Regions from separate parts of the Mus musculus genome. Here regions 2 and 3 are each linked to region 1. The links are chromatin contacts, found by Hi-C or POLR2A ChIA-PET in ENCODE. All regions are on one chromosome and are shown on one strand. Each heading gives the region's core, a stretch centred on a gene start or an enhancer-like site at or near the end of the contact. The rest is flanking DNA. Distances are from core to core; before and after follow the strand shown.

Region 1 (3,232 bases), core at 454-2,953:
ATATGTATATGCCGGAGAGTCTGTATATGACGCATGTGTGTGTGTGTGTGTGTGTGTGTGTGTGTGTGTGTGTGTGTGTGTGTGTGTGTATACACTTGCTCTCAGAGGCCAGGTGTTGAATCCCCTGGAGCTGGAGTTACAGGTAGCTGTGAACTCTCCTTTGTGGATGCTGGAAGCCAAACCCAGGTCCTCTGCAAAAACAAAAGGTGGCCTTAACTGCTGAGCTATCTCTCCAGGCCCAAGGCTTCCATTCCTGCCCAGGTGCCTCTTAGCCACAGAGTAGCAGTGTTGTAGACAGACACATTCATTCCTCCTTAACTGCCCACCCCTTAAACCAACTGGGGAACCCTTAGGATTAAGCCCTGGAGCTGATGATGTTAATTTGCACAAGTTTGGCAGTATGTAGCAAGGCCAAAACCATATTCATGCTTTTTGACCCAAACAACCCCATTTCTGGGAATCTGTCCTGAGGACATTCTGCAAATGATTGATGAGAGGACTGTGTAGTAATATAAAATATTTATGATATAATGATTAAGAAGTCTGGAAGAATTGAGCAAGAGGCTAGCCAGATGTGATAGCAGTATCAGAACAACAGATTTATTGAAGTCTTTTTTTTCCCCCAAAAAACGTATTTTGTTTCTGAGGCAGAATCTTTCTAGGTAGCCCTGGCTGTTCCAGAATTCTCTATGTAGACCATGCTGAGACCTGGAACTCACAAGAGATGGGCCTGCCACTGCCCGGCTCCTTTCCCAAATGTTCTGTATGAGGAGTCAGACTTTTACCCTCAGATGACCGATCAGAGTTTAACAGTCAGGAGCACAGAAATAGCACAGTCACTTGGAAAAGCAACATGTTTCCCAATGTTGTACATAAATTATGTCATCACAAATACAATTATCAGACAGGCTGGGCAATACAGGACTGTTATAGTCCCTTAACTTGACAGACACAACCAGGATAAGGAGTTGAAGGCCAAGCTGAACTACTTAAGACCATGTCTCACAAAAAAAAGTTAAAATAAAAATTTAAAAATACAATACACAAACTGAATGTTAATAAGAACCACAAAGAAAAAAGCAATTATCTGCCAAGGCTTCCAAAAGTTTAGGCTGACTGATTCAAGTTCAGGCTTAAAAGTTATCTGCCAAGACAAAGGGGCCCCAACATGTACAAAGGCAAGAACATGTGAACTTAGGAAATTACTGAGGGCAATTCGGGACTGGAAGGCAACTGAGTGGGTGTGAGGCACTTAGAGGAAAAAAAAAAGCTTTAGTTGGATGGTGCAGGGCTTTGGGCTTTGGTGCAGCCGTGGGATTTGCATTTTAGAGCTGAGTCTGGCCTGCTTGGAAAGAGTGGAAAGGAGGTCCTTAGGGTTGCGCTGGGTCGGGAAGAAAGGGTGGCCCAAAGGGGACCAGCAGACTCCCTTTCTCAACATCCTGACTTACACTTGGCCAACGACTAGCGCCTCCAGGATCACCCTCCCTTCTCCTCTCCTTAGGGCCCCGCGGGCGGGCTGGGGAGCCCGGGAGGCGAGGCAAAGGGGTGGCCCTGCCTGGGTGGTCTCCTGCCCCGCCCCCTGCGGCGCCGTTACCTAGCAACGGATCCGGCTGCAAGGCAGCGGGTAATTTGCCGCCCCCTTAGCCAATGGGAGGGCGTCACCCCGGCCCGCTCCTTTTTTTCTGAGCCTCCTGGTGCTTCCCGAGATCCACAGTCGCCACCTTTAGCTGTGAGGTGCTTCGCAGCCAGTCGGGTCCACCCACACGCGGAGCCCTCTTTGGACCACAGCCCACAGATCCAGCGGGGCTTGGGGCCACCACCCCGCACCGCCGCTGCGGGCTGCTCCTGTGCATCTTTACGCGCGCCTCACCCAGGACCGTATGGCCGTTCACGGCAGCTAGGAATCCTCAGGTGAAGCCGGGCGGCACAAGGCGCCAAGCTAGCCTATGGCAGCGCTCAGATAACGCAGGTTGGGGGCGCTCGCGCCCCCCATCCTCACCAGCATGGTTCGGCCACTGTCCCTTGGAGAGCTACCTCCCAGCTACACACCTCCAGCTCGGTCCTCCGCACCTCATGTGAGTAGAGGGGCTGGGTTTGTAACTTAAACGTCGCTTGAACATCTGTAGGGCTAGAAGTCTAGTGTTACTGGATCTGTGTTTGAAGACAAGCGAGAGCCAGCAAGTGATTTGTTAGTTTATTTCCTATTATCTGGTCAGTGAAAATAGTTATGTCTGTGGGTTCACCTCTTTGCCTAGCTGACAACGAGTGTGTGTGTTCACGACTCATAACCTTCTAAAAATGGGCATTTTCAGGTGTGCTTATGGAGAAGGCACAGGGAAAGAGAGTTAAATCTTCCACATTTGAAACCTTTATCTGTAGCTGTTTCCTGCCCTGCATCCAGAAGTCAGGAAACTGGGACTTGACCGGGAGAAAAGGGAAAGCTCCTCCATTGTTGTGCTGACAGCTGGCTGACCTCCTCCTCTCTCTATCCCAGATCCTAGCTGGGAGCCTGCAGGCTCCTCTCTGGCTTCGAGCTTACTTCCAAGGTCTACTCTTCTCCCTGGGGTGCAGGATCCAGAAACACTGCGGCAAAGTGCTCTTCCTGGGACTGGTGGCCTTTGGGGCTCTGGCACTGGGTCTCCGAGTGGCTGTAATTGAGACAGACCTAGAACAGCTCTGGGTAGAAGGTGAGTTACTGGAGCTGGCCGTAGCTGCTTTGGTCAAGGATCGAGAGGGCCATCTCCTGTTCAGAGCCTGTGTATCTGGGTGTGTTGCAGAAAGCCTACCTCTCTCCCAATCTCCCTCAGTGCTGTGGATGAAGCCCAGGGCATTGTGCAAGCTAGGCAAGTCTTTACCATCAACTGTCTCACACCTATCTCTCTCACCCATAAATGGACAACTCTAGATGGTAGCCTCTTATGAATAAGCTTGTGGAATATTCATCTTTGATTATGTGTCTGCTTATTTAGCGTTTATAGCTAGGTTTCTTTTAACTGTACATCAGAGTTTACAAATGGAACAAGATGTATTTTTCAATAGCCAAAGGAAGTAAAATGTGTGTGGGGGTAAGTTCTAAACAAAACAAAGCCAAGTGGTATTGTGTTGTATAAGAGAAGGCAGGGAGAGACGGCTCTGACCTGCAAACTCAGATTAGCACTGTGATTCTAACTACTCAAGGGGCTGAGGCAAGAGAAATACTTTCAGTCTAAGAATTTAACAATAGCCTGTGTCA
Region 2 (3,232 bases), core at 391-2,890, 60 kb after region 1:
CCCCCCAAGTCGCCATGCTTGCCTTCTTCAGCACTAAAGTGTTCATCTCATTCCTTCAGTAGCAGAACTGGACAGTATTTTCATCACAAGAAGGCAGCACCCATCCCACCCCCAGCCAATCAACCCCTTACAGGAAGACAACGCACCAGCTTGGCCCCCTTCTTGCGGCCCAGGGGCAGTGCATAGTGGGACTCGTACCACTGTCGGTACGGCGTGCTGTCAATAAGCACGATGCAGTTCTTCACCAGGGTCTTGGTGCGGACAAGCTCGTTGTTGGATGCATTGTAGACAACATCAATGATCCTTGTTTTGCGAGTACAACCTGCATACAAAGAGAGATTCACAATCAGGGGCTGGGGCAGTTAATGTTTTTTTATTACTGAAATCTTTTTTTAACATTCTCTAGAAAGCACCTCTCATTGCAGGAGTTAAGAGATCAGAATATGGCAAAGAATTCTCCAACTACCTCAGGATCTTTCAGCAAGAACAAATTCAAATACTTCAACACCTACTTACACTCAGAGCCCCAGGAAAAGTTCCCCACATCCAATCTCAGGGCACGGTACTTCTTATTGCCTCCTCGAACTCGGACTGTGTGTATGCGGCGAGGGCCAATCTAGAGAACACAAGAAGGCCAGAACATGTGTCATCAAAACGAGTGGGGACTGGGAGAGGAACCCGAACCAGACGGAGGTAACAGTCAGTGTAACTATGACAAGTCCTTGCATTGGCAAGTGGTGTACAGGTGGCCAAGACGGCCATAACCACGCCTAAGGATACGTTTTCATCACCCTAGTTACCTCCAGAAAAAGCCAGACCCCCCCTAACACAGGAAGAACCCCAGTAAGGAACACACCAAGCTTGCAGCTCTCCCACTCCTAGGCTCCAGTAGACCCTAAGCTTGGAGATTAGGGTGCACAGACCCTGCACGTGGACACACTTCCATGTCCAGTCGCCAGCACCGAGAAACCTGAGCCTTACAAAGGTGATCACAGCCACTCGTGTTCCCCAGCAAACACGCTCTAGCGCAGGGGAAGGCAGCCTCTCCCAGTCGTCCTCCCCCCGACCCCCGCACGCACCTTCGTGTTGGCAGCGGGCCGTCCCAGCTCATACTTTCGCTTCTTGTGGTAGGGTTTTCGCTTACCCCCGGTCTTGCGGCGCTTGTGCCAGTTGTCCCGAGAGATGCCTGTGTGTGGGAGCGAGGACGCAAGCCTGAGCAACCGGGCCTCGCCGCCGGCCAATCAGCCCGCTCCCGAGCCCCGCGCTGCGCGGGCTGCCCGCACGCTCAGCTCTCCAAGGTTGGCTTCCCCACGACGCAGTCGGGAGTGTGCAGCATACCCAGGTGTCATCATCCGCGTGCGGCCCGGCCCGCGGCAGCCATGTTGGCCCGCTCGCAGCCCGGAGCCCCGGAGGCGGCCGCAGCGATCTCCACAGCCCTAGCCCACCGCAGGCCCTTGCCACGGCTGCCCGTGGCCCATGGTCGGGCCGAGCATGCGTCGGGAGGCAGGATGGAGACGGATGGAGCTCGCTCCCCCGCGGCCCGACCCGGCCCGCAGCAACACTCACCCATCGCTCGGCGCTGGCTGGAAAGAGGAAGCGCAAAGCTTCACGGTCCGGTTTCTAAAACTCAGCCCCGCCTTCTTTACGTCTCTTCCGGTTGCCGGGAAGGACCTGGGGCCGCGGCGAGCCTGGGACGCTGGCACAGGGGAGGGTCCTGCGGCGTGCGAACTCACGCGGACCCCGCCTCAAATCCCTTGACCTTGGGCGGTCTGGAGGGCGGGCTCCTTAAGCTGAGCTATAGGGCACACTTGCCTGCCTGTTGTGCTTACATTTTGTCCTTTAAATTTTTTTTTTTTTTTTTTTTTTTAAACCGGGCGTGGTGGCGCACGCCTTTAATCCCAGCACTCGGGAGACAGAGGCAGGCGAATTTCTGAGTTTGAGGCCAACCTGGTCTACAAAGTGAGTTCTAGGACAGCCAGGGCTATACAGAGAAACCCTTGTAAACTTGTAAAACCAAAAAAGAAAAAAGAGTAAAGGGCCCTAATTGGAAAAGTGAAGTAGTAGAAGCTCCAACGCTCTGTTCACAGGGGGACTTGACCCTGTATATGAACACACAAAATTCATGTGTATCTCTTACATGGCAGCAATTAGCAATCAAAAAGGAAATTAAAAACAGTTTTAGTTCTGGAAAGATTGGTACTGCAAACTGTGCTCAGGGTCTCTTCAAAAGCATCAAGTGCTTAGGTCGACTCACAGTTCCTGAAATTCCAATTCCAAAGTATCTGACAATCTGGTCTGGCCCAGTGGGTCAAACCTGAAATCCAGCACTGAGACAGAGAATTATCACCAGTTGAGGGCTAGCCTGAGCTAAAGAATGAGCTACTGCTCAGTGGGAGGAACAAGCGGCCGGCTGAGGAGAAACTGAGGCACTAGACACCCCTCCAAGTGAAATCAAAGCAGAGGACAGTGGGGCTCCGGCGTCAGACAAGATGAGAGCTCAGTCAGTACATTTTATTTCTTAAACTTAAACGTCGCCTTGAATGTCAGTGAACGTCTACTTTTAAAGGGACCTCTCACCTGACCGATTTCTTTTTGAATTTTAAACTTTAACTTCAAATGTTTTAAATTTTGATTCTGAGGTTTTTACTGCGTGTATCCGATTTTTTTTTTTTAAAGATTTATTTATTTAGTATATGTAAGTACACTGTAGCTGTCTTGAGACACTCCAGAAGAGGGCATCAGATTTCGTTACGGATGTTTGTGAGCCACCATGTGGTTGCTGGGATTTGAACTCCGGACCTTTGGAAGAGCAGTCGGCCCTCTTAACCACTGAGCCATCTCGCCAGCCCCCCCCCCCCCCACGATTTTACAGTTTTGAAGCGATTTTTTTGTTGTGTTTGTTTTTTTGGGGTTTTTTGTTTGTTTGTTTGTTTTGTTTTGTTTTTTTGAGACAGGGTTTCTCTGAATAGCCCTGGCTGTCCTGGAACTCACTTTGTAGACCAGGCTGGCCTCGAACTCAGAAATCTACCTGCCTCTGCCTCCCGAGTGCTGGATTAAAGGCGTGCACCACCACCGCCTGGCTTGAAGAGATTTTTAATTTTGTTTTAATATCATTTAATCATTTTAATATCATTTAAAAGTGTTCTTGAGCCAGGCCTGAAGGCACAAGCTTGTGATTTGCCTTCCAAGTGCTGGGATTAAAGCTGCATTACCACCCAGCTTTGTTTTTGTT
Region 3 (3,232 bases), core at 376-2,875, 38 kb after region 1:
CAGCTGTCATAACCTTCATAAAGACTCACCTGCCTCACATGCTAGTTACACACACCCTGTCCCAGTGACCACAGCAGGGTCACATACACACACAAGGTATCACGGTACCATCATGATCTGTCATTCCCATTCAGTGTCTTACACATGCTGACTGCCTAGCCTATGTTTTCCCCATACATTTCCAAAAATCCTAGACACCCATCTGTGCCATACACTCATAAGATTGCTGTCCTTCTTCACCTAACCCAGTGACCTAGGTTGCCACCTCTACTGTCACACATACAGAAAACCCATCATTACCCCTTCCCTGGTTATCCCAAGTACATATCTGGTCACCTTGTACATCATCTGTGTCACAAACAGGCTGTGGCCACCATCCCCTCACTCACTTTTTCCTCTGCTCTGGGGGCTCTAATCGAGCTGCCAGCCCAAAATCCCCCACCTTCAGTTCCATGTTATCCGTGATGAAAAAATTTCCTAGACAGTAGCAGAGAGACGCGTCAGATTCTTAACGCCTTTCATCCCTCCGCAGGTCTCCACCCTTCAGACCAGACGCAGGAATCTCACCCAGCTTGAGATCTCTGTGTAAGATACCCCTCTGGTGCAAGTACTTGAGGCCAGAAAGGATCTGGCGCAGGTAGTAGCGAACCTCTGGTTCCAACAGGGTGTGTCGGGCCTTCCAGATGTGGGCCAGGGACTGCAGAAAGTCACTGTTTCAGACCCCGCTTGCCTTCCCAGACCCTCCCTCCATCTGTGTTTGCTAAAGATGACAAGAACAGCTTTGGATCTTAAGAACCCGCTTCCTCCCCTACCCCTGTTCCCAATGAACCCACCCCGCCCCCATTCCGGACCTTTCGGCTACAGAGCTCCAGGAAAATGTATATGTTGTCAGCATCCTCGAAATGATGTGAAAAGCGAACGATATGGCGGTGCTGTAGGTCTCGGTGCAACTCTATCTCATTTAGGATCTGCGACAGGGGAGTGAAATCCTCATCTTTCCAGGGTTCCCACGCCACCATCCCCTCCCCATCCCTTGGACCGCAGGGCCTGGACCCACCTTCTCGCGCTGATGCGGCTTGGCGACGCGACTCTGTGGGATGACTTTGACCGCGTAGGCTATACCAGACTCGGTGTCAGTGGCTTCATAGCAGCGTGCGAAGCCCCCCTAGAAAGAAGAAGCTGCATCATCGATCTGGGCGCTCCGGAGTGGCCGGATCCGGCCCGTAGAGCTCCTCTCCACCTCCGGAGTGGCCCGGTCGGGTCCGCAGAGCTCCCCTCCACCTCCGTCAACGCTACCCCGGAGCCCCGACCCACCTTGCCCAACAAGCGACCCTTGGTGTAGGTACGGCCGCTGAGAGGGTCGGTGATGAGGCGACCAGGAGGATCCGGCGCCCGTGGCCCGGCCAGCACCTCAGGTTCCGATCGCGGGGAGGCATTGGCAGGCGGCCCCGGGCCGGCGGGGGGCGCGGACGGGGCAGCCGCGCGCGGGAAGGGGCGCGGAGACAAGAAGCCGGCGGCGGGCTCCATGCGGACGGCGCGGCGCAGCGCCTGCCGAGCTGGTTCTCGGTTCCGCCCGGCCCCGGCCGCGCGTGGCGCTGCCTGGTTTCTCTACGCTGCGATCGCGCCAGGGCAAGGGGGAGTCCGACGTTTTTATCAATGAACCCCTGCCCCCTCCCCGGTGTTTCGTCATCTCGAGCTCCGCCCCTTTCCTGGCTGCCAGGCTTGGAGAGGCCACGCCCATTGCTCCGCCTTACGTCACCTGAAAGATCTTCCCTTGCCTGGGCGTTCTTAAAGGCCACTCCTCCTGCTCTGGCCTTAAAGGAGCCCCGGTTGAGCTAGTCGCCTGGCAGGTGTAACCCTGCTCCGTTTCTCTAGGCTACCCAGTGCAAGTGACTCTTTTTTTCCCCTTCATCCTTAGAATGTGTGCTGAAGTCGGAGTGGAGGCCAGTTATCCGGAGGCCTCTTTCGAGCAACAGTAAGGGTTAGCATTCAAACTGGGGAGGAAAGACAGGGGTGTTGCAAACTGCTCAGTGCACATCACCAACACAGGTGGTTTCCTGCAAGCATCTCTTGCTCTGGTACAGAGCATGCTGCCCTCTTCGGGGACTGTGGAATAGCACGCTGCAGAGCCCGATTTACCTGGTCTGGGACTGTGCAATGGGTTTGTGGAACAGAGCCTGGTATTCAAGGTTTTATGTTTGCGTTTTGTTTTTCCAAGACAGGGTGTCTCTGTGTGGCCCTGGCTGTCCCAGAACCCACTATGTAGACCAGGCTGGCTTTGAAATCAAAGATCCACCTGCCCCTGCCTCCCAGTATTCACTGTTTTTCACCATGTTCCAGGCTACATCTTCTGCTACCCAATTCTACCTTATTATTCTTCTGAGGGAAAGGAGAGCTGAGGCAGAGTAGCTGTCATGTGATCCAGGCTGGCTTTGAACTCGAGGTCCTTCTGTCTTCACCTTTGACATGATGGGACTCCAGACCTGTACCTCTGCCCCAGACCCTGAGTTCCCCATCATATTCTCAAAAATACCTATTGCACCGAGTCAGCAGGCAAAAGGCCAGACAGTGAGGAATGAGAACTGGACACTCTTAGGTGCTAGAGACCTGCAACTGGGCAGTTAGCTTTGAAGTCCATTACAGATAAACTCAAGTAGGTGGCAGGAATCTATGATCTATGTGGAATCTTTTTCTGTGTGGGTTTTTTTTTTGGGGGGGGGGTGTTGTGGAGGGTTGTTTTGGTTTTTGTTTTGTTTTGTGACAGAGTTTCCAGGAAGCCAGGAATTCGACCTGTAAACCAGACTGGCCTTGACTTCCTACCTGTCTCTGCCCCTCCACCACTGCCCGGCTTCGATGTGAAATCTTTTTTTTTTTTTTTTTTTTTCCTTGAAATAGGTTTCTCTGTGTAGACTTGGCTGTCCTGGAATCATTCTGTAAACCAGGCTGGCCTCCAACTCAGAGATCTGCTGCCTGTCTCTGCCTCCAGAGTGCTGGGATTAAAGGAGTATGCCACCACCTGCCTAGTTTCCCCAGTGGAATCTTAATCCCTAAACTTTCTCCAGGGGTCACAGATCTCCTGCTGGCTGTGTAGCCTTCGTTTTCACTTGGAGCCATACATTCAGACCTCAGATTTACTGAAAACATCTGCAAAGTGGCAGGCGCTGCTACCAATAAGAATGGCCAAGGCTGCAGCCCTTACTTAGTTTCTGCAGTTTCTCTATTGTGGAAACAG

Evidence for each region. Hi-C counts contacts between places; a loop is a spot of excess contacts on that map. ChIA-PET counts read pairs that join two places held with the same protein, here RNA polymerase II (POLR2A).
Region 2: POLR2A ChIA-PET joins it to region 1 with 13 read pairs in embryonic stem cell. The contact joins the promoter of Rps8 here to the promoter of Ptch2 in region 1. A Hi-C loop is called at or near these places in 6 of 37 maps with a recorded cell type or tissue (adrenal gland, heart, mouse embryonic stem cell and 2 more). POLR2A ChIA-PET finds 5 or more read pairs at or near these places in 4 of 5 experiments (Patski and embryonic stem cell).
Region 3: a loop to region 1 is called in a map of heart, with 2.5 times the contacts of the local background. The contact joins the promoter of Plk3 here to the promoter of Ptch2 in region 1. A Hi-C loop is called at or near these places in 12 of 37 maps with a recorded cell type or tissue (CH12.LX, adrenal gland, heart and 3 more). POLR2A ChIA-PET finds 5 or more read pairs at or near these places in 5 of 5 experiments (Patski and embryonic stem cell).

The regions. Positions count from the first base shown.
Region 1 is chr4:117,094,353-117,097,584 of GRCm38, forward strand. It overlaps Ptch2 (patched 2), which reads left to right and starts at 1,704. Exons shown (of 22, transcript NM_008958.3): 1 at 1,704-2,075; 2 at 2,495-2,687. The coding sequence starts at 2,004. RefSeq lists enhancers at 800-2,498, 1,339-1,797, 1,360-1,859.
Region 2 is chr4:117,154,492-117,157,723 of GRCm38, forward strand. Rps8 (ribosomal protein S8) reads right to left here and starts at 1,641. Exons shown (of 6, transcript NM_009098.2): 1 at 1,567-1,641; 2 at 1,080-1,186; 3 at 517-616; 4 at 147-322. The coding sequence starts at 1,570. It overlaps Snord55 (small nucleolar RNA, C/D box 55), which reads right to left and starts at 1,357; the gene lies at 1,280-1,357. It overlaps LOC115490046 (a small nucleolar RNA gene), which reads right to left and starts at 798; the gene lies at 695-798. It overlaps Snord38a (small nucleolar RNA, C/D box 38A), which reads right to left and starts at 83; the gene lies at 25-83.
Region 3 is chr4:117,132,338-117,135,569 of GRCm38, forward strand. Plk3 (polo like kinase 3) reads right to left here and starts at 1,626. Exons shown (of 15, transcript NM_013807.3): 1 at 1,315-1,626; 2 at 1,058-1,165; 3 at 852-968; 4 at 568-697; 5 at 390-477. The coding sequence starts at 1,527.